Linked DNA regions of Homo sapiens: all the other regions are linked to region 1. Evidence: chromatin loops called from intact Hi-C (ENCODE). Cell type or tissue: heart left ventricle. All regions are shown on one strand. Each heading gives the region's core, and the rest is flanking DNA. Links, peaks and the distances in the headings are about the cores only. Region 1 holds the start of TSHR (thyroid stimulating hormone receptor). Region 2 holds the start of LINC02308 (long intergenic non-protein coding RNA 2308). Region 3 has its middle 15 kb from the start of LINC02308.

Region 1 (7,573 bases), core at 1,497-6,496:
TTTTCTCCAAAGCCTATGACCATCAGGGGAACACTGGTGTGGTGAGACACACTTCTCATCTGAGAGTGGTGGCTTAAGGGTGCAGGCTCCATAGTTGATGATATGATATTCAAATCCTGACTTTACCACTTACAAGCTGTGCAACATTGAGCAAATTACTTCATTTTATTTTTGTGCCTCAAGGTCCTCATCTATAAAATGAGCATAATAACATCACCTACTTAATTGGATTTGGTGAGGATTCACTGGGTGAGTTCATGCAAAGCGCTGAGAACAGGACCCCCCGCCCCCGTAAGTAAACACAATATAATTGTTAGCTTTACATGTTTTACTTCTCTCATATGCTTTTCTTCAACAAAGAGTTCTACCGCCCCCAAAAGATTTAAAAATCATTTTTCTACTGTTGCAGATGGTAGTAGCCATTGTTCAAAGGAGACTACCATTTTGTTTTACCCACACTTTTTATCAGGTTTCTCTTTTCGATCTCAGAATAACTTTATTCTTCAGGACATACTACCTCCCTCTCCATTATTCTCAAGGGCAGATCCTCCTTGCCACTGTCTTTATGTCTTTTTCTTGTGATTCAGTGCCTTCCCTCAGACTATTCTCATCAGCATCATGTCATCACCTAGAAAGCACCTAGTTGAACATTCTCTTTTACCCAGAAGGAAATTTGGCTCCTTCCAAATCAGTCATCTTACACAATTTCATGGTTAGTAAAGAAGGGCTAAAGAGAATGCTGGTTTCCTGACTCCTGTTCCATTGCTCATTCTCCATTACCCTTTCTTTCTCAACTTTTGGTGGAATTTTAAACAGGATGTCTACGAGTTCCTTTTCACTGTCAGAGCCACATCTCTCTTCAATGACTTGAATTTCTGCCACTGTTAAAGAAGTCTCTGAAGAAGTGATGTCTTTGGATTTCTTTCTCCCCAACATAGAGTGGACATTCAGAGACCTGGCATATTCATTTGTTTATTTATTCACTTAAGTTTTTTTTTTTTTGTTTTTTCTGAGTGTCTAAGTAGTTCCAGGGTTTCAGGAATTCGGGGTTGAATGGCAGTTCCCTATGTTAGAGAAGCTTGTGTCCTGCTTGAGTGGGCATGCAAATAAATAACAAGTTACAAGAAAGTAGACAATGTCTAAGGGCTAGGGTTAGGTTCATGCAGAGAACGCTGTTGGGAAGGGGGGTATAGCTTACCCAGCCTGAAGGTCATGGGTCAGGAGAAGCTTCCTGCAGGGTTGATCCAGGATCTGGATCTGGGAGTAGGCATTAGCTGGGTGAAGAAATGGGTGAAATGTGCTTCAGGCAGAGGGGCCAGAAAGTGGGAAGAAAGGCAAGGGCAGCTGTAACAGCAGGGACCTTTGGGGAAGTGCCAGAAGTTCTCAGCAGGAGGGGGAAGTTAGAGAAATGAGGAGCAATGAGGTTGGAAAGACTTGACTAGGTCTTGAAAGATCTGGTAGGCTGCACAAAAGAATTTTATTCTAGAGGTGACAAGCAACCTATGTAGAGGTGTAATCAAGAGGCCATTACACCTTTTACACATCTTATTCTGTGGTGGCAGCATGGAGAATGACTACCACACTGTTTGGAGGTTATTGAACTAATTAATTCAGGTGTGCTAAGACACTAGGATATCTCTGAGCACAGAAATATATCTCTGTGCTCAAATATTCATCTACTGTTAAATAGTCTTCATGAGCTAAATTCTTGAGAAAATCTAGAGGTGCAACTTTCCCATTTCTTTTCATCTATCAACATTTTCTTTAATAACCTGCATTTTTTTTTATCTTAACTGGATTTAACCAGCCTAGGTTGTTTTACTGTCCTTTCTTTCTGTTCTCTTTTTAACTAATCAAGACAGACTTTATTCCCTTGGTTTTGTCTACAATTTCAATGATCACTGATTTAAATTGCTGTTAAGAAACAGGTTGTGTGTGTATAATCTTATTTAACATCAGGTTTCTAATCTGGTAACATTTAACATGCAGATAAATGTACTATACTTTTATGAAATTTCATTTCTTTATACCTCTATCACAAAGCAGGGTTCTGGACGTACTATTTCACTGGCAGTTCACATTTGAGTAAGTAACTTACAGATACTGTATAGACAGTTCATTTTAAAAAGGGCCCCTGCTTAAACCTTTGTCAACAATTTGATGAATCAGCAGAACTGCTAAGATAACCTCCCATCTAGAGAAACAAAAAGGAGAAATACATATTTTTGCAATTTTTTATTACCCAAGGTAAGATCAAAAAGGTCAGTTCCTGAGATGCCATTATCCTTATTAATTCAAATAAAACAGATTCAACCAGGGTTAGGCAAAGTGCTGAATAGCAGCTTGTTGGAAAGAACAGCTCTCACGGTCATTGTACACCAAAGTTTTGTAACATTTTCCTGTGTTGGGAATGAGGATGTCAACAATGATACCTTCCCAAGTGTGGGCGATTAAGTTTTTAGCACACACACACATCTACACACACAGACATTCACTCACACATACACACACTCACACACTACTTCGGGCTGTTATTGAGCTGCTTTTGTGCACTTCGGGCCACCTCTGCAGATGCCCTTGATCTCTGGGTCCTACCCTGATCTCTCCCGGGTACTCACAGAGTCTGCGTACTGGGCGGTAAGCTGGGGATGCGTTGAATATCCTTGCAGGTGACTCTGAAGTCCTCCTCCTGATGGCACTCGCAGGGTGGAGACGAACACCCCATTCCGCCCAGGTCCCTGGGCAGGTCGAGCAGCAGCACCAGCTGCAGCAAGTCCGCCGGCCTCATTTTCCACGGGACTCGGGGCTATTTCTCCATCCTCCGAAATCGCCTCATTCTCAGCTCTGCACCTCGGGTTACCCCAGGCCAAAGGAGACCCGGGAGCGGGAGGGGTGGGAAGAGGGAGGGCTCCAAGGGGCTGTGACCTCACCACTGTGGAGGAGGCTGGAGAAGGGGAAAAAGAGGCACTTAAGTGCTCCGCTTCCCTAGGCAACCTTGACCCAAACAAGTCTGCTTGCTTCACTTTCCTTGGCTGGACCCACGCAGTCCGCTCCGTCTGTTCCCTGACACCCAACACCAGTCCTGGCTGTCCCCTCTGTTTTCCAGCCCGCCCCCCCACCCCGGGCGCCCCTCCCATTAGTTCTCTCCAAAGCCTAGTTTAGATGCCCCCTCCTTTCCTCCTCTTTAAATCCAAGGAGCCACCTTCCCTAGCGTGTAGCCTTCTAGACACCCTGTCTGCCTGGGAGCCACTCGCACGCACTCCTTATCCAGAGAAAGTCCCCGCGGAGTGGACTGTCCGCGGGCGGACCAATGTCCTGCAGAACTTCAGCTCCTCCTGGCCAGAGACACCTCTGCTGAGGGTCAGAGGCGGGCACGCAGCCCTGGCTAGCCCGCGGTGCGGCCGAAGCCGTCGCCCTGCACCCCTGGAGGATTCTCGTTGCTATCCAACTGCAGGGGCCACTCCGGTGGTTGAGTCGACTGGCAGCGGCCGCCTCACGTTGCAGCCCGCGGCTCCGCGAGGCAATTCAGGAACTGAACTTTGGGGCCATCTGCTGGGAAGAATCGGGAATGGCAGAAATAATTCCAGGTTCCCTTAATAATGGGTCCAGTATGGAAATTCTGGTCGACCCAAGAATTTCATTGAGTCATATTCCCCCTGGAAGATGGGAAGAAAAATAATACTTAAGTGGCATACTCACCATTCTTCGCACAGTAGCCAAAAAGATCATTACAAACATAAATCAGATTGTGCCTATTTCCTTCTTAAAAGTCTTCAATCACTTATTCCTCTTGGGATAAAAGGAATGTCAATTCCTTCTATACTGCATAATTCCTTTTATATGAACTTGGCTAGGACAGGAAGGAAAAAGTTGTGGTTATGGGAATCAGAATAAAGGTTAGGAAAGATTGACTAGAAAAAGACAGGAGGGAACACACAGGGTTTCCATATCGTAATTAGGCTGGAGGTTAAGTGGATGTATACATTTATCAAAATTCATTAAACCGTACATTTAAAATATGTGTATTCCAAATTTTACAGAAGCTTTATTCATAACCACTAAACGAACCAAGTGTCTCGCGACTAGATAATGGATAAACAAACTCTGATACCTCCACATTGGAATACTATTCTGCAATAAAAATGAATGAACTGCTGATACAACATGCACAAATTTTCTTTTCTTTTTTTTTTTCTTTTGAAACGGAGTCTTGCTCCGTCGCCCAGGCTGGAGTGCAATGGCGCGATCTCGGCTCACTGCAACCTTTGCCTCCGAGGTTCAAGCAATTCTGCTGCCTCAGCCTCCCGAGTAGCTGGGACTACAGGCGCCCGCCACCACGCCCGGCTAATTTTTTCGTAATTTTAGTAGAGACGGGGTTTCACTGTGTTAGTCAGGCTGGTCTCGATCTCCTGACCTCGTGATCCGCCCGCCTCGGCCTCCCAAAGTGCTGGGATTACAGGCTTGAGCCACCGCACCCGGGCTTTTGTTGTTGTTTTTTTAAAAATTACCATGGTATTGTTATGGAACAAATCTTGAATGCATAATGTTAAGTGAAAAAAGCCAAACTCAAAATATTACGTATTTATATGTAATTATTCATATTAATGATTCATTTATATAGCTTTCTCAAAAAGGCAAAACCATAGGGACAGGAAAAAGATCAGCGGTTGCAAAGGCCTAGGGTAGGGCTGACTACAAATGAACACCAGAGAATTTTGTGGGTAATAAAACTGTTTTAAATCTTGTTCGTGGTGATGGTTCCATGGTAGTTTATTAATGTGGTGAATCATAGTGATCGATTTTCGAATGTTAAACCCACCTTGAATTGCAGGGATAAATCTCACTTGATCATGATGTATTTATCCTTTTTTTGTTTGTTTGTTTGAGACGGAGTCTCGCCCTGTCGCCCAGGCTGGAGTGCAATGGCACGATCTTGGCTCACTGCAACCTCCGCCTCCCGGGCTCAAGGGATTCTCCTGCCTCAGCCTCCAGAGTAGCTGGGATTACAGGCGCCCGCCACCACGCCCGGTTAATTTTTTGTGTCTTTAGTGGAGACGGGGTTTCACCATGTTGGCCAGGCTGGTCTGGAACTCCTGATCTCGTGATCCGCCCGCCCCAGCCTCCCAAAGTGCTGGGATTACAGGCATGCACCACCGTGCCCGGCCGTGTTTATCATCTTTTTAATATACTCCTTCATTGGATTTGCTAAAATTCTGTTTAAAAGTTTTACATAGACGTTCACAAGGGATAGTAGTCTGTTATTTTCTTTTCTGTAACTTCTTTGTCAAATTTTGGTATGAGGGCAATTAATTCTTCCATCACAGAATAAGTTGGGAAATATTCCTTCCTCTTTAAATTTCTATAGGAGTTTGTGTAGAACTGATATCATTCCTTTCTTACTTATTTGGTAGAATTCTCCAGTGAAGCTGTTGGAACCTTGCATTTTCCTTATTGGAAGGTTTTTAACTATAAATCCAGTTTCTAAACATAGATTTAGGGCTATTCAAGTCATATAATTCTTCTTGAGGTAGCCTGGGCAGTTTGTGTCATATAATGAATTGTCTATTTCATCTAAATTGTTGAATTTATTGGCATGAGTTTGTTCATAATATTCTCTTATCCTCTTATATTTATATAATCTATTCTGATGTCAACTCTGTCATACCTGATATTGATAATTTGTATCTTCTTTTTTTCACCTAAGTACTTTATCCAGAGGGTTATCAATTTTATTCATATTCTCAAAGAAGCAAATTTTTGTTTCTTAGATTCTCTATTTTTTTTTGTGCTCTATTTCATTGATATATGCTCTGATCTTTATTATTTTATTACTCTGCCTACTTGGGGTTTAATTGGCTCTTCTTTACTTCTTAAGGTGAGGTTTCTTAAGACTGAGGTCACTGATTTGAGGCCATTTTTCTTTTATAATATTGTATGTGTGTAGTGCTGTAGACTTTCCCTATACTACTTTAGAGACATCCCACAGGTTTCGATATCTTGTAATTTCATTTGTATTCAGTTTAAAATACTTTTTAGTTTTTCTTTTAGATTTCTTCCTTGATTCTTTAGAAGCATGTGGTTTAGTTTCCAAATATTTGAGGAATTCTCAGATATTCTGTTGTTAATTTGTAAATTAATTCTATTATAGACAGGGAAAATAGTTTGTATAACTTGAACACTTTTAAATTTAGTGAGACTCATTTTATGATTCAGAATATGGTCAATCTTGGTAAAATGTTCAGTGTGTACTTGAAAAAAAATAAGTGATCAGCTTTTGTGGAGTTGTGTGTTCTACAAATGTGATTAGGTCAAGTTGTTGATAGTATTGTTTAAGTCTTTTGTATTTTTGCTAACTTTAAAGTCTACTTGTCATATCAATTGTTGAGACATGGGTACTGAAATTTTTTACTACAATTGGGGATTTGTTTTTTTTCCCCCTCATTGCATTTCTATCAGGTTTTTCTTCATGCAATTTAAAGTTCATGTATTTTGAAGTTCTATTATTAGGTAAATACGTGTTTGGGACTATTATTTTCTTGTTCTCTTCATTGTTATTAAATGGCCTTCTTTATACCTTGTGATATCCTTTGCTCTTCAATCTACTTTTCTGTTATTGGTAGAGCCAATCCATCTTTCTTTTGATCAGCGTTATCATGGTATGATTTTTTCATACTTTAACCTCTTTGAGTTTTTATATTAAATGTGCAGTTCTTATAAATAGCATAGAGTTGGGTCTTGCTTTCAGTCTCGCCGTCTCTGCCTTTTGTTTGGTTTGTATAGATCATTTACATTTAATGTCATTATTCACATTACATTTAAGTGAATAATCTTGCTATTAGTTTTCTATTTCTCCATTGTTATTTGATCCAATTCTCCTTTTATTTTAAACATATGTTTGGAGTCATTAAGGAATTTTTATGATTCCGTTTTATCTTCTTTGCTGAATCTTAGCTATAACTCTGGTTATTATACTCATTGCTTTAAGGTTTATAGCATGTACGTTTAAGTTATCATAGTCCACATTCAGTTGATATTATACCAATTTATACTTGGTTTAAAAGAACCCTTCAACACTGTACTTGTTGAATGCTTGTTTATACTCCATTTCTCCTCTCCTGCCTAACCTTTATGCTTCCATCGCCATACATTTTACTCATACATAGGTTATAAATCCCATAATACAGTGTTATTATCTTTTAAAGGGATTCAAATAATAAGACAGTTACCCCTTCTGGTCTTTCTCATTCCTTAGTATTGATCCATATTTTTCACTGCTGTCACTTTCCTTTTGCTTGAATGACATTCATTAATTTTTTTGTCATACATATCTGCTGGTTATAAATTATTCCAGCTTTTCTGTGTCTGAAAAAGTATTACTTTTGTCTTCTTTTTAAAAAAGGATATCATCACTAGGTATAGAATCATAGATTGACATTATTTTTAACTTTCAGTACTTTAAAAACATTGCTTCATTTTCTTGTTGCTTGCATTGTTTACAAGGACAAATCTTATGTCAAAGTTTTCTTTGCTCCTTTATAATCTGCTTTTTTTTTTTTTTTTTTCTTACTCGGGA
Region 2 (7,573 bases), core at 1,119-6,118, 500 kb before region 1:
TTAGTGAAATATAGTCTGTCTGTGTAGTGATATGATAAAAGCTCCAAAATATAGTTAGTGAAAAATGCAAGGAGCACAATGCTTATAATGGTACCCTTTTTGTAAAAATGAAAAGAAAGAATAGCTACGTGTATTTGCATATGCCTAAATTATCACAGAAAAAAATACATGTAAAACATATATTTTTTGACATTGGTGTGCTTAGAGGGAAGAAAACTGGATGCCAATAGGACCATATACCCTGAACCATGTAATTGTGTTACCTATTCCGACTTTAAATTAAAAGTGGGAAATCTAATTTTAAAGTTACACTTATGCCTTTGCTTTTTTTTTTTTTTTTTTAAGATAGCGTTTCACTCTTGTTGCTCAGGCTGGAGTGCAGTGACGTGATCTTGACTCACTGCAATTTCTGCCTCCCGGGTTCAAGCGATTCTCCTGCCTCAGCCTCCTGAGTAGCTGGAATTACAGGCACCTGCCACCACGCCCGGCTAATTTTTTGTATTTTTAATAGAGACGGGGTTTCACCACGTTGGCCAGGCTGGTCTCGAACTCCTGACCTCAGGTGATCTGCCCACCTCGACCTCCCAAAGTGCTGGGATTACAGGTGTGAACCACCACACCCAGCCAGTGCATCTTCTTAAAACGTTAGTAGCTGGCTGCAGTGGCTCATGCCTGAATCCCAGCACTTGGGGAAGCTGAGGTGGGTGGGTCATTTGAGCCCAGGAGATCAAGACCAGCCTGGGCAACATGGCAAAACCCCATCTCTACAAAAAGTACAAAAATTAGCCGGCTGTGGTGGTGCACACCTATAGTCCCAGCTACTCAGTAGGCTGAGGCAGGAGGATTACTTTAACCCAGGAGGCGGAAGTTATAGTGAACCACAATGGCGTACTGCACTTCAGCCTGGGCAACAGAGCAAGACCCTGTCTCAAAAAAAAAAAAAAATAGTGATAACAAAATTACTGTGTTCCCCCTTGATATCACCAATTGAAGGATTCTCTCATTAGTTGAATTTAGAAACCTGATAGAATATATTATTTTGCCTACAGTTGTAAAATCTTGGAGTAAGGTTTTATCACCTTGGGGTTTTTCATAATACCTGCCCAACTGGAAGAAAACTACACTGAGCTCAAAAATGGAACTTCCTGGACTCCTCATTTTCATTTCTCTGCTCAAACACACACTTAATTCCCATATAGCCACGTGTCGATTATCCACCCTGTGGTTTATTTCATTTTTCACAACTGTCACAGTAACTTTGTCCTTGAGCAAAGAGTCACTGCCTGATGTGGTGAATATTTTGAGGCCAAAAATTTCCCCCAAATATTCCTGCCATTAATGACTCATTTTCTAGGCATAGAGAATCATAAGCCAACAAGGAGCTCTTTACACATTCAATTTCCTGAATCCTTCCCCTTTTTGTCATTAAGGTTGTCACTCAATTAGATGACACACTACAGTCCACTGAAGCTTCAGTTAAGCTCTCATCTGGACTCAGTCATCGGTTGCCATCAACAAGTATGAAGTGAGTGCTGATTACAAATTCATGGACTCCACGCGGGCATTAATCTTCATAGTAGTGCATGATTTAGTCCAAAGCCCCTGCGAGAGCTTTTTGGTGATGATTAACTCCTATATAATCATGGGGTAGAAAAAAAAAACCATGAGGGATCCCTGACATTCTTTTCACAGAGTCTAGAAACACTGTAAATACAGCAGCATGTCCACAGCTGTTAGCCATCAGCAATGGTGACATTGTTGTGTTGGGATTGTTGTTCTATCACCTTGAATTCATCAATATTTGAATTTTTAATATTTGAAAATAGGATTCTCAAGAATAACTCAGTGCTACCACCCTGACTCGGGTGGATGAACTCAGACCTCCCTCTAGGCTGTGTGGTCCAGCCAAGAGCGGAGAGACACTCTGGGGATCTGTGGGTAAAGAAGAGGATGTGGCCCTTCCTGTTTAGGTATGGAGGTTAGTGGGGGTTGTGGTGGGTCAGGAGCCCAGGGCTGATTAAAAGGGAGGCCACAGTGTAGGGGTCATGGGGGTCAGAGCAGCAGCAGCAGACCCTCTAAGAGGCTCTCTGGAGTGGAGAAACCAGTTCCCCAAGTGGGTCTTCTACAACCACCGTTAATGGCCAAAGGTCTACAGTGCAACACCAGGCTCCAGCAACAGAAGGCTGGAATTCTAGTCTTCCGGCTTGAACAGGTGCCAGCGTAAAGCTGTTTCACTTGCTTCATAAAGCTCTCTCTTCATAGCTCTTGCTGGTACCCAAACCCTTAGAGATGATCAAATTGTTGCATAAGATTTATAAAAGACAATTTTTATTGAATTAATTGGTTGTCATTTTGCCCCCTAGAGAAAAATAGCTAGTTGTACACTTAGCAAATGGAAGTCTTCCATTTCTCTGATGCTTGTGAAAACGTGTGTAAATTTCCAAACTGAAGCAGAATTAAGTAAAAATGTGAAATGCCATCTGTCAGATTGATTCTAGATGCAATGATAAAGAAATTTATCATTAAGGTATGGGGTAGGTCCCAGAATCACACAAAGAAAAGCTGAATATGCAGACAGGGCTGATTATTTAATTGAAATTATTATCCCCGCTGATGGAGAAGAGGCAGCACTTCTTGTAAGAGGCAGCAGTTCTATTCAAGATTCAAATCTCTAGGCCCACCCCTTAGCCAGGAAGGGCAGGGCACTTGATTGGCAGCCTCACAAAAGCTGTGTGGATTGTGGGAGGAAAAGAGAATCCAGGTGCTACAGCCCAAAGAAAAAGAAAGAGACTGTCCGGGCGTGGTGGCTCACACCTGTATTCCCAGCACTTTGGGAGGCCAAGGCGGGTGGATCACTTGAGGTCAGGAATTCCAGACCAACCTGACCAACATGGTGAAACCCCGTCTCCACTAAAAATACAAAAATTAGCTGTGTGTGGTGGCGGGCGCCTGTAGAACCAGCTGTTCGGGAACCTGAGGCTGGAGAATCCCTTGAACCCGGGAGCCGGAGGTTGCAGAGAGCAGAGATCACGCCGTTGCACTCCAGGCTGGGCGACAGCAAGACTCCATCTCAAAAAAAGGTGAGGGGGGGACCCTGAGCAGGCAAAAGCCATAGATATCCATTATTAATACCAAATTCATTTTGTGCTCGTATATCATTTTACTCAGGCAATCAACAACATTTATTTAATGTCGTTGATCATCATTTAAGAACCCAGAATGTGCAGGGCCTTAAACTAGGGGTTCGAGTCTTTCCTTTGATCAGCTGACAATCTAGCTGGAGAACAGGCACATTAACACACGTAGTAGAAACTGAGCTATAACCATGTACAGCTGAACATACTTACCCAAAAAATGATATAACTGAAGCAGAACCTGCAGCTAGGATCTCTTTGTGACTGTCCCTCTGACAGTCTGAGATGGGAGAATGTATTGCAGTGGTTCCAGTATTTGCCATATATTAGGTCCTTTTTGAAAAAAAAAATTGAAGGACATTCATGTAATGTCCTATTTTTATGTATTCAGGTAATGAACTAGGAAAGCCACAAACCCATTTGCCTGCCCCTTGTAATAATTCTGACTTCCACCAGGGGACCTCAGCGCGTGTGTTTTTAACCACAAGTCTGCGGAATGGGACACCGTTCAGAATAGTTTGACAATGTGACTTGTAATCATTCACTTAATTTGTTTACAGCTCTCCGTGCATCACTAATGTAAGGATAGACTTTGAATGACTGTCTTGGAGACATCTATGGGATAAAAGAGAAGCATGGGCTCTGGAATCTGAAGATTCTATTCCATTTCTGCCTCTGTGTTGTGGCTGTGTGATGCTGGCAAATTACAGACCTCAAGTTGAAATAATGAGCATCATAATTACCCATGCCCTGCCTTCCTTAAACTGCCCCCATCCCCAAACTTCTACGAGGGCTCACAAAGAAGCTGCTTCACTCACCCAGTCGCTGCCCTGCATCCCTGTCCAGAACTCTGCCTGCACCCTGCCCCACCCTCCCAACTCTCTCCTGCCACGTCTGCAGCTCTGCAGGCAGAGAGGGATAATTCCAAACCGCAGCAATGGACAGGGACTCCGGGCAGCAACTCAAGGGCACAGTAACAATAATGGATGTTAAGTGCTTATTCGGGGACAAGTAGATCGTAGCTGCTCCATGATTTATTCCTGTCCCCTATGAATATTCTCCAAGTAAAATAAAAGGTTTAGATCTGCGCTACCGCATACAACAGTTACTTGTCCCATGTGGCTGGTGCCAGTGAGGCATGCTCTAAGTGTAAAACCCACACAGTCTCCAAAGACTTCACAGGAAAAGCAGATGGACAATATTGTTTTAGTCCACGCAGGCTGCTATAACAAAGTACCACAAACTGGGTAGCTTATAAACAACAGAAATTTATTTCTCACAGTTCTAGAGGCTGGAAAGTCCAAGATCAGGGCCCCTAGCAGATTCTGTGCCTGACAAGGGCCCACTTTCTGTTTCACAGATGGCACCTTTTCTTTCTATCCTTACATGGTAGAAGGGGTGAGGGAGTCTCTCTCAGTCCTCTTTTTTTTTTTTTTTGAATCAGAGTCTCGCTCTGTTATCCAGGCAGGAGTGCAGTGGTGAGTGGTGTGATCATGGCTCATTGCAATCTCCGCCTCCCTGATTCAAGCAGCCATTCTCCCACCTCGGCCTCCTGAGCTCAAGTGATTCTCCTGCCTCAGACTCTTGAGTAGCTGGGATTACAGGTACACACCACTAGGCCCGGCTAATTTTTGTATTTTTAGTAGAGATGGGGTTTCACCATGTTGGCCAGGCTGGTCTCAAACTCCTGACCTCAGGTGATCCGCCCACCTCGGCCTCCCAAAGTGCTGCTATTACAGGTGTGAGCCACCACACCTGGCCTCAGGCCTCTTTTTAAAAAAAATTATTTATGTATTTATTTATTTTCATAGAGATGTAGTTTTGCTATGTTGCCCCGGCTGATCTCCAACTGCTGGCCTCAAGTGATCCTCCTGCCTTAGCCTCCTGAGTGCTAGGATTACAGGCCTTTCCTATAAGGGCTCTAACCCCATTCTGAGGGCCCCACCCTCATGACCTAATCACCTCCCAAAGGCCCCACTTTCTAACACCATCACTTTGGAGGTTAGGATTTCAACATATAAATTTTGAGGAGAAACAAACATTCAGACCATAGCAAGTACTTTCATTAATACTTTTTGTTTGATTATATGTTCAGATCATAATAGATTTGATATATTAGGTTAAGTAAAAATATATTATTAAAATTAATGTAGCTACTGAAAGTTTCAAATTATATGTATAACGTACATTATATTTCTATAGGAGGACAGTATTGGTCTTTACACAGATTTTAAGGTTCTGTCCTGCTATGAGGTTCCATGATTCAAATACGAGCAGTCTTAGAGGGGAAAAGAAGTTCCAGGCAAGCCTTGCACTTAGCCATCCAATCCTAGGGAATTATCCTACAGAAACACACATGGGGATCTGCACGATGCGTGTATGTTTGTAGTATTGTTTGTAGCATGAAGAAAAAGGCTGAAAACAAACTAAATGTTCAACAGAAAGGAACTGGTTAATAAATGATAGTACATCCATGGGACATGTACAGGCATTAAAAAGGCAAGATATTTCCCGTAAGAATCACCTGAGACACTTATTAAAAATATCAATATAGGCCAGGTATGGTGGCTCATGCTTGTAATCCCAGCACTTTGGGAGGCCAAGCTCAGAGGATCACTTAAAGCCAGGAGTCTGAAACCAGCCTGGGCAACATAGCAAGACCCTGTCTCTACAAAAAAATTAAAAACAGCCAGGTGTGGTGGCACATGCCTGTAGTTTCAGCTACATGGGAAGCTGAGGTGGGAGAATCACTTGAGCCCGGGAGATTGAGGCTGCAGTGAGCTACGATTGTGCCCTTGAACTCCAGCCTTGGGAACAGAACAAGACCCTGTTTCTCTCTCTCTCTCTCTCTCTCTGTCTCTCTCTCTCTCTCCACACACACACACAAAGACTTCCCCAGGTGCCTCCCTGAGAAATTCTCATTCAGCAGGTTTGAAGTGAGACCTGTCAATCTCAATGTTTAAAAAGCACCCCTGAGAGATTCTGATTTCCAGACAAGTTTCCAGACACTAAAACAATTGGTAAGTATATATAACTGCATGGAAAAAATATGCAAGATAGTGTTTGGACTTATATTCTATGATGCATTTTTGTTTATAAAACAGGATTGCATATGTATGTTTGTGTGTAGAAATACACACACTGATGTATAGAAAAGATTTGGAAGGACATAAGCCCAGCTGCTATAGGTGATTACCTCTTGGAAACGGGAAAAAAGAAATGGGCTTTGCATTTTTACTTGCATACTTCAATGTTTGTTTGTTTATGCATCACTTACAGGAGGGGGACAAGAACCCCCTCGTGATTTCATCAGTTCCCAAGTGTTTGGGGAGGGTGAGCAATGGAGGAAGCCAGGGGTGAGGCAGTCAGCTGCGCTCACAGCCATGGCGTCACACCCCAGGGACTGCCCATTGTGAAGTCCCTTGGGGTGCCCCCTCCCTGCACTCTCATTCTTCCCACTAGCCCCAGACGGGCTCTGCCATCAACCTGCAGCTCCTCCTGAGCTGCGGCTCTTCCCGCTCTGCCCCCAACACAAGGAGAGCCCCGACTTGGGAGGAGGGCTTTTCAGATCGCAGCTTGGCCTGAGGCAGAGCCAGAGCGATGAGGTCACCCAGCACAGCTGCTAACTATTTCAAGGAAACAGGTGGTGGCTCTGGCCTTTTCATGGGCTTGGAGTTTTCTGGGAGAGGCCTCTTCAAGGGCGTCCTTGAAGCCCAGCCATGGATGTCCCTGTGGTTGGGAAAGGGGAGCTCAGGGTAATGGAGTATCCTCAAGAACCTGCAGATATTACCTCCCTCCAGAACCGTGGTCTCAGCCCTGGCTGCATATTCCTTCAACGGGAGGGCTTTAGAAATGCTGTGCCAGAGCTGCACCCCAGACCAACAAAATCAGACTCTCCAGGATGCGGCCAAGGCATCAGTATGTGGAAAGCTTTCAGGTGAGTCCAATGTGCAACCAAGGTTGAGACCACCGGTCCAACCCTTGCAACTAAAGGCCCTGGACCAGCAGCATTCCCTGGAAGCTCGTTAGAAATGCAGAATCTCAGAATCTGCATTCCAAGATCTCCAGGAGATTTGTGTGCAAAGAGCTTGGAAACGCTGCTGCTACAGGTAGACGTGGAGCTAGAGGATAAACACGTAGGCTCTGGGGAGTGCAAAAGGGGTGAAATGCCATCTAAGCCCTTGACTTCTCCCCCTTGATGTAATGAAGATAACAAAATCTTCATCTTGGATTGTGGTGATGATTCAGCTTGACGATGTCTGTACCTGGTACTTAGCACTCAGTATATATGAGCTTCTATTTTGTTAGGATCGTTACTGTTTTTAATCCTGAAATGCAACCTGCTCAGTTGGCCAGCCTGCTATGAGCATGTGCTGGCTGTGTTTTTTGTCCAGCTCAGCCCTCGTCCTGCCAGCATCAAATGTCTTTTCTCTCTGGGA
Region 3 (7,573 bases), core at 1,757-6,756, 510 kb before region 1:
GGCAACATGGTGAAACCCCGTCTCTACAAAAAAAAAAAAAAAAAAAAAAAAAAAAATTAGCTGGGCATGGTGGCGTACGCCTGTGGTCTCAGCTACCTGGAAGGTTGGGAGGCTGGGGTGGGAAGATCACTTGGGCCTGGGAGGTGGAAATTGCAGTGAGCCAAGATCATACTACTGCATTCCAAACTGGGTGACAGAGTGAGACCCTGTCTCAAAATTTAAAATAAAGTTTATAACATAAGGTTTCATGTGGGCATTCATTCAACAGCCTTTATTAATCACCTACTATCTTCCAGACCCTGAAGTGTAAAATGAATTTAAAGATGAGTATGAATGAAAGACTGAAATGAAAGAGGCTGTTTTCCTCTGCGGGTCATCTTCACCATTGACTGAACACAATATGTGACAGATGCTAAGTGTTTTACATCCATTATTGAATTTAATCTTCAGTACTCCAGGATGTCAGTACTAGTCATGTCATTCTCATTTAACAGATGAGGCAACAGGCTTGGACAAGCTAAGCAACTTGCTCAAGGTCACTCAGCTAGTGTTAGTCATAAAACTCGAATTCAAATAAAGAACTGGGCAGGGCATGGCGACTCACACCTGTAATCCCAGCACTTTGGGAGGCCAAGGCAGGTGGATCACCTGAGGTCAGGAGTTTGAGACCAGCCTGGCCAACATGGTGAAACCCCGTCTCTATTAATAATACAAAAATTAGTTGGGTGTGGTGGTGCATGCCTGTAATCCCAGATACTCGGGAGGCTGAGGCAGGAGAATTGCTTGAACCTGGAAGACGGAGGTTTCAGTGAGCCGAGATTATGCCACTGCACCCCAGCCTGGGGGACAGAGTGAGACTCTGTCTCAAAATTTAAAAAAAATTGTCTTGGCTAAAAGCACCCAAGTTGTAAACTGTTATGTTATGCTGTCCCCTTAATACAGCTTGGTAAGGTTTACAGTGGAGTTATAAACGCAGTGCCCATGAAGGAACAGGAAAGAGTAACAACAAAATGAGCAACGTTTCTCCCAAGTGTGCGTCATCCTAGTCCATGCTCACAAGTGCTGTTCTATGCTTAGCATGTGCTGCTAAAGCAGTGTTTGCAGACATCTGCTGCTTTACAGTTGTAAAGACATAAAAAAACAGCTAGAGCACATCGGGATTGGCTTGTCTCTGCTCCACCATGTCTAGTGTGAGGTGAGATGGCTTGACTGGTTTGAGGAGCCATGTGGCTGGGACCGCAGCCTTTTTTCGTTTGACATACACCTGGAGCTGAACATCCAACATGGCTCCTTCACACACATGCCTGGTGCCCAGGCTGGGCTGGCCAGCATCACCCTCTCCACGTGTGGGGATCTCGGGGCAGACAAAACTGCCTCAGAGTGAGCACTCCAAGAGCCAAGATGGTGCTCAGGGGCTTCTTAGGACTAGACTTAGAAATCTCAACCATTGGCCAGGTGTGGTGGGTCATGCCTGTAATCCCAGCACTTTGGGAGGCCGAGGCAGGCAGATCATGAGGTCAGGAGATCGAGACCATCCAGGCTAACATGGTGAAACCCCACCTCAACTAAAAATACAAAAAATTAGCCAGGCGTGGTGGTGGACACCTGTAGTCCCAGCTACTCGGGAGGATGAGGCAGGAGAATGGCATGAACCCAGGAGGCAGAGCTTGCAGTGAGCCCAGCTTGCACCACTGCACTCCAGCCTGGGCAACAGAGCAAGACTCTATCTCAAAAAACAACAACAACAACAACAACAACAACAACAACAAAAACACTCAACCATCATTCCACTGCATCCTATTGGTCCACAGGTCACTTGGGCCAGCCCAGATTCAAGGGTTGCTGGTTGGAGAAACAGGATCCACCTCCCAGTGGAGGAGTGACTTGGGCATCCAAGGAGGGAAGGAGTGGATGGTGGCCCTCTTCAGATGAGGCTGCCACAATCACAAATTCATTCTTCTCCATGGTATCAGCAAACTTTATAGTTAGTAAATAGTTACGGAAAACATCAGCGTTTGACTTGCTTCTAGATCACATCTCTGTGTATAACTTATGCTATCAATTGCTATCAAGTGTAATACAGGGTGACACAGTGAATCGGGTATCAGCACTACCTTCAAGGACTCCCTAAACAGTGGCCTTCAGGCGCTTGGCAAGACTAACGCTACTTCCCTGGTTGGAATTTGTAAGAGCTTCTCATTTAACTGCTACCAACTCAGTTTGTCTACAAATTTAGAATGAGACCTCCCACATCCATTTACCTGAAATAGCTGAGCTAATGGAGATTAATGGAACTAACGGGGGAGTGTGTGCGTGAGCAGTATTCATCATACCTATTTCAATTCTCCTCACTGCTGGGGCCTCAACACTATGCTGTGCCTTTTTTCCCTCCCTCTGCCCTCTGCCCAAGCTCACTCTCCTCCAAGTCTCTGCTCAGACTTGCCTGACTGCCCCCCCATTAAATCAAGACCATCTGTTATACATCCCCCGTGTTTTCCCTTTATAGCACTTATTGATTATGGTATTTAATTAATCTTCATATCCCTATTGTTAAATCTCAAAAGGACAGGCACCAGTCCATCTCACCCACCAGTGTGGTGTGTGCCCAGAGCTTGGCACAATGTCCAACACTTAGGACTGATTAATAGTTGAATTACAAATTAGCCAGACATGATGGTGCATACCTGTAATCCCAGCCACTAGGGAGACTGAGGCATGAGAATCGCTTGAAGCCGGGATGCGGAGGTTGCAGTGAGCCAAGATGATGCCGCTGCACTCCAGCCTGGGCGACGGCCACGGAGGGAGACTCCATCTATATATATATTTGTTTGTTTATTTATTTATTTATATTTATATAAAATGGAGTCTCACTCTGTCACCCAGGCTGGAGTGCAGCAGTGGGATCTCAGCTCACTGCAACCTCCACCTCCCAGGTTCAAGCGATTCTCCTACCTCAGCCTCTTGAGTGACTGGGATTACAGGCACCCACCACCATGCCCAGCTAATTTTTGTATTTTTAGTAGAGACGGGGTTTCTCCATGTTGGCCAGGCTGGTCTCAAACTCCTGACCTCAGGTGATCCGCCCACCTTGGCCTCCCAAAGTGCTGGGATTACAGGCATGAGCCACCACGGCTGGCTATATATATATATATATATATATATATATATTTGAATTTGAATGAGCAGATGGACTTTCCAGTAGAAATAACATTCTGAAAGATAGTGAAGACCCAGAGTCATCTCTTGTGAAAACCTGCCTAAATACAAATGTACTTGAACGACTTATGTGGCACTGTGTACTTAACTAGCTACTTCATGTAAGATTTCTCTGAACTAGTTACCCAATCAATTCTCCCTGTTCCCAAGAAAGCAGGAGAAATCCCTCCTAGAAAAACAGCTTCAAGGAGGGAAAAGAAAGTGAGTATGTCTGGCAGGTGCTTTCATGGCCCATGGGGGACCCAGGGATGACAACTTCTACCCCGCAGTGGGGTGGCGGTGCTCCAGAAATTGGGTCAGGAGGGCTCTACATTGAAGGCAATCCACTGAAGTGACAAAGCCCTTTGCCAACCAAAAAGCAGGAAACACTGAGTACTTAAGCCACCGCTGAAAAGAAACCAAGGCAGCCCCCGCCCTCCTTGATACAGTGTGGCAATTCCACTCAACACCGCCTGAATGCTTATTAAGGCGAAGGCCTTGTGCCAGGAAGGAGGGGCACTGTGACGGAGCTGGGGGCTAACTCTTCCACGAATGCTACCTGGAGATGCTGTTGGGCGTGAATATTCTTACACGGGGCATGGCCTTTCCACGCATGTCTTTCTTCCTCCAGTAGGTTGACACTGTCATGAGATCATAATGATGAGAAATTGCAAGAAATATAGTTGGAGGATTTGCTTAGATTTTCTTAAAAGTGTTACCGGCTGGGCAAGGTGGCTCATGCCTGTAATCCCAACACTTTGGGAGGCCAAGGCGGGTGAATCATGAGGTCAAGAGTTCAAGACCAGCCTGGCCAACATGGTGAAACCCCATCTCTACTAAAAATAAAAATAAAAATAAAAATAAAAATAAATAGCCGGGTGTAATGGCGTGCACCTGTAATCCCAGCTACTCGGGAGGCTGAGGCAGAGAACTGCTTGCAGGAGGCGGAGGTTGTGGTGAAACAAGATCGCGCCACTGCACTCCAGCCTGGGTGAGAGAGCGAGACTCTGTCTCAAAAAAAAAATAATAATAAATAAATGAAAGTGTTACCAAGTAGTGATACTCTGGCCAAAGTACGATTAAAAACTGAAAACCAAGACGTTTTAATATCTCTTTAAGGAAAGCGCTGCACCCCCTTCTTAGGATTTTATGGCTGGAGGAGATACACAGCTGTCATCATTCTGTCTTCCTCCCCCAAGCAGCCTCCACTTCTTTTGTTTCTGTAAAAAGGAAGTGCAGGGCAGAGAAGAACCGAATTCACAACTCAGGCAGTTTCCTTTTGCTCTGTTTAGCATTGCTTCTCTCAAAGATGCACAGTACATTGGATTGGATCATAGTATAGACGGTCCAAGCTCCTTTTTTGGGTTGAAACGCAACTTATGTCTCACTAATCTTTTTAAATCTGCGACTACCGGTTCCTCGGAAAAGTATGACTGCAGTTACCGTAATTTCCACTAGAGGGCACAAAAGGGCTACATCTGAGGCAAAGTTTAGGCGATAAAACTTTCTGGGTTTTTCGAAGTTTTTCAGACGTCTTTTCTGGGGTAGGCAAAATCTGAGGGACAGGTGCTCCCCAGATTTCCTGGAATAAAATCACTGTAACTACTAGAAACATCACAAAATGTTAAAAAGTACACTAGGCCAGCAGTGTGAGTTGTGACGTGTACACAGCTTTCTGGCTGATGTCGCTGAAGAATGAATGTGACGTTCCTCTGTAGGCAAGTGATGCACCCCCTGCCTCTAGAAATATTTTCGTCATCATCGTGACTAAATGATGGCTTCCATAAAGAGATGTCTTAGGCACTGGCACCTGTGTGTGTAGCCTTATTTGGAAAAAGTTAAAGATCACCAGCTGAGATATTCTAGATTATCAGTGTGGGCCCAAAATCCAGTGACAGGTGTCCTTATTTTTTAAATTTTATTATTTATTTATTTATTTATTTATTTATTTATTTATTTTGAGAGGGAGTCTCACTCTGTCGCCCAGGCTGGAGTGCGGTGGTGCGATCTCGGCTCACTGCAACCTCCACCTCCTGGGTTCAAGCAATTCTCTGCCTCAGCCTCTGGAGTAGCTGGGATTACAAGCACCTGCCACCACGCCAGTCTAATTTTTGTATTTTTTGTAGAGACAGGGTTTCACCATCTTGGCCAGGCTGGTCTTGAACTCCTGACCTCGTGATCCACCCGCCTCGGCCTCCCAAAATGCTGGGATTACAGGTGTGAGCCACCATGCCCGGCCAACAGGTGTCCTTATATGGGAAAGGTGGAGGGAGATTTGACACACAGAAAAGGAGAAGACACAGAGCAGAGGAAAATGCTTTGTGAAGATGGAGGCAGAGATCAGAGTTCAGCTGCCACAAGCCATGCCAGGAGCCACTAGGAGCCGGAAGAGGTCAGGAAGGGTTCCCTTTTAGGGCCTCCGGAGGTAGCACAGCCCTGCAGACACCTTAATTTTGACCTTCTGGACTCCAGAACTATGAGAGAATAAGTTTCTGTTGTTTTAAGCCACCAAGTTTGTGGTGTAATTGGTTACAATAAGCCTAGGAAACTAGCACAGTCATCCTATACCGTGAGTGGTCAATGGGAGCGATGTGACTCCAAGGAGGAGAGAATGGGCTCCCGGTAGGGTGTGAAAAAGTCCTAGATATTACAATGGTTTGTCATCCTCCAAGAGGTCCTATAAACAGCTTTATGTATAAACATAAACAGATAGACAGTATATTTGTGGTATTAAAGTTTTATACATAGTGGGGAGGAGAAGGACAATTAGGAGGGGAAAATGTCTAAAAGGGCTCCTTAGAAGAATTCTTTTTTAGGATCTCCCTCGTCTCCCTCTGCCTCGTCTCCCTCTCCCTCTCCCTCCCCCGTCTCCCTCTCCCTCCCCCGTCTCCCTCTCCCTCCCCCGTCTCCCTCTCCCTCCCCCGTCTCCCTCTCCCTCCCCCGTCTCCCTCTCCCTCTCCCATCTCCCTCTCCCTCTCCCTCTCCCTCGTCTCCCTCTCCCTGTCCCCGGTCTTCCTCTGATGCCACCAAAGTTGTGAAAGCGGAGGCTGGACTGTACTGCCGCCATCTCGGCTCACTGCAACCTCCCTGCCTGATTCTCCTGCCTCAGCCTGCAGAGTGCCTGGGATTGCAGGCGCGCGCCGCCACACCTGACTGGTTTTTGCATTTTTTGGTGGAGACGGGGTTTCGCCGTGTTGGCCGGGCTGGTCTCCAGCTCCTGACCGCGAGTGATCTGCCTGCCTCGGCCTCCCGAGGTGCCAGGATTGCAGACGGAGTCTCGCTCACTCGGTGCTCAATGTTGCCCCTGCTGCAGTGCAGTGGCGTGATCTCGGCTCGCTACAACCTCCACTTCCCAGCCGCCTGCCTTGGCCTCCCAAAGTGCCGAGACTGCAGCCTCTGCCCGGCCGCCACCCCGTCTGGGAAGTGAGGAGCGTCTCTGCCTGGCCGCCCATCGTCTGAGATGTGGGAAGCGCCTCTGCCCTGCCGCCCCCTCTGGGATGTGAGGAGCGCCTCTGCCCGGCCGCGACCCCGTCTGGGAACTGAGGAGTGTCTCTGCCCCACCGCCACCCCATCTGGGAGGTGAGGAGCGTCTCTGCCCGGCCGCCCCGTCTGGGAAGTGAGGAGCCCCTCCGCCCACCAGCCGCCCTGTCCGGGAGGGAGGTGGGGGGCGCCTCTGCCAGGCCGCCCCGTCTGGGAAGTGAGGAGCCCCTCTGCCCGGCCGCCACCCCGTCTGGGAGGTGTACCCAACAGCTCATTGAGAACGGGCCATGATGACGATGACAGTTTTGTCGAATAGAAAAGGGGGAAATGTGGGGAAAAGAAAGAGAGATCAGATTGTTACTGTGTCTGTGTAGAAAGAAGTAGACATGGGAGACTCCATTTTGTTCTGTACTAAGAAAAATTCTTCTGCCTAGGGATGCTGTTAATCTATAACCTTACCCCCAACCCGGTGCTCTCTGAAACATGTGCTGTGTCCACTCAGGGTTAAATGGATTAAGGGCGGTGCAAGATGTGCTTTGTTAAACAGATGCTTGAAGGCAGCATGCTCGTTAAGAGTCATCACCACTCCCTAATCTCAAGTACCCAGGGACACAAACACTGCCGAAGGCCGCAGGGTCCTCTGTCTAGGAAAACCAGAGACCCTTGTTCACATGTTTATCTGCTGACCTTCCCTCCACTATTGTCCTATGACCCTGCCAAATCCCCCTCTCCGAGAAACACCCAAGAATGATCAATAAATACTAAAAAAAATAAAAATTTAAAAAAAAAAAAAAATTCTTTTTTAAAAGTTGAGAGGCCAGGCGCGGTGGCTCACGCCTGTAATCCCAGCACTTTGGCAGGCCAAGACAGAGTGAGACTCCTTCTCAAAAAAAAAAAA

Evidence for each region. A loop is a pair of places that touch in the nucleus more often than their neighbours do. Peaks named below come from ENCODE experiments on the same cell type or tissue, not always from the same donor. Only the 100,000 strongest peaks of a DNase experiment are listed, where the experiment ranks them.
Region 2: a loop joins it to region 1, with 5 times the contacts of the local background. A loop is called at or near these places in 30 of 110 quality-filtered maps.
Region 3: a loop joins it to region 1, with 6 times the contacts of the local background. A loop is called at or near these places in 30 of 110 quality-filtered maps.

What each region holds. Positions count from the first base shown.
Region 1 is chr14:80,950,896-80,958,468 of GRCh38, reverse strand. It overlaps TSHR (thyroid stimulating hormone receptor), which reads right to left and starts at 2,848. Exons shown (of 10, transcript NM_000369.5): 1 at 2,619-2,848. The coding sequence starts at 2,788. It also overlaps a transcript of CEP128 not described here. In heart left ventricle, for the core only: CTCF peaks have their summits at 3,356 and 3,555 (motif pointing left); a DNase peak (open chromatin) is centred at 3,468; H3K4me3 peaks cover 919 bases; H3K27me3 peaks cover 868 bases.
Region 2 is chr14:81,449,387-81,456,959 of GRCh38, reverse strand. It overlaps LINC02308 (long intergenic non-protein coding RNA 2308), which reads left to right and starts at 6,803. Exons shown (of 3, transcript NR_109999.1): 1 at 6,803-7,071. RefSeq lists an enhancer at 6,506-7,480. In heart left ventricle, for the core only: a CTCF peak has its summit at 3,588; no DNase peak of the experiment used is centred there; H3K27ac peaks cover 185 bases.
Region 3 is chr14:81,461,769-81,469,341 of GRCh38, reverse strand. No RefSeq gene overlaps it. Among named protein-coding and RNA genes, the nearest start is that of LINC02308, 15 kb to the right of the region's middle. In heart left ventricle, for the core only: a CTCF peak has its summit at 4,646 (motif pointing right); no DNase peak of the experiment used is centred there; H3K4me3 peaks cover 758 bases.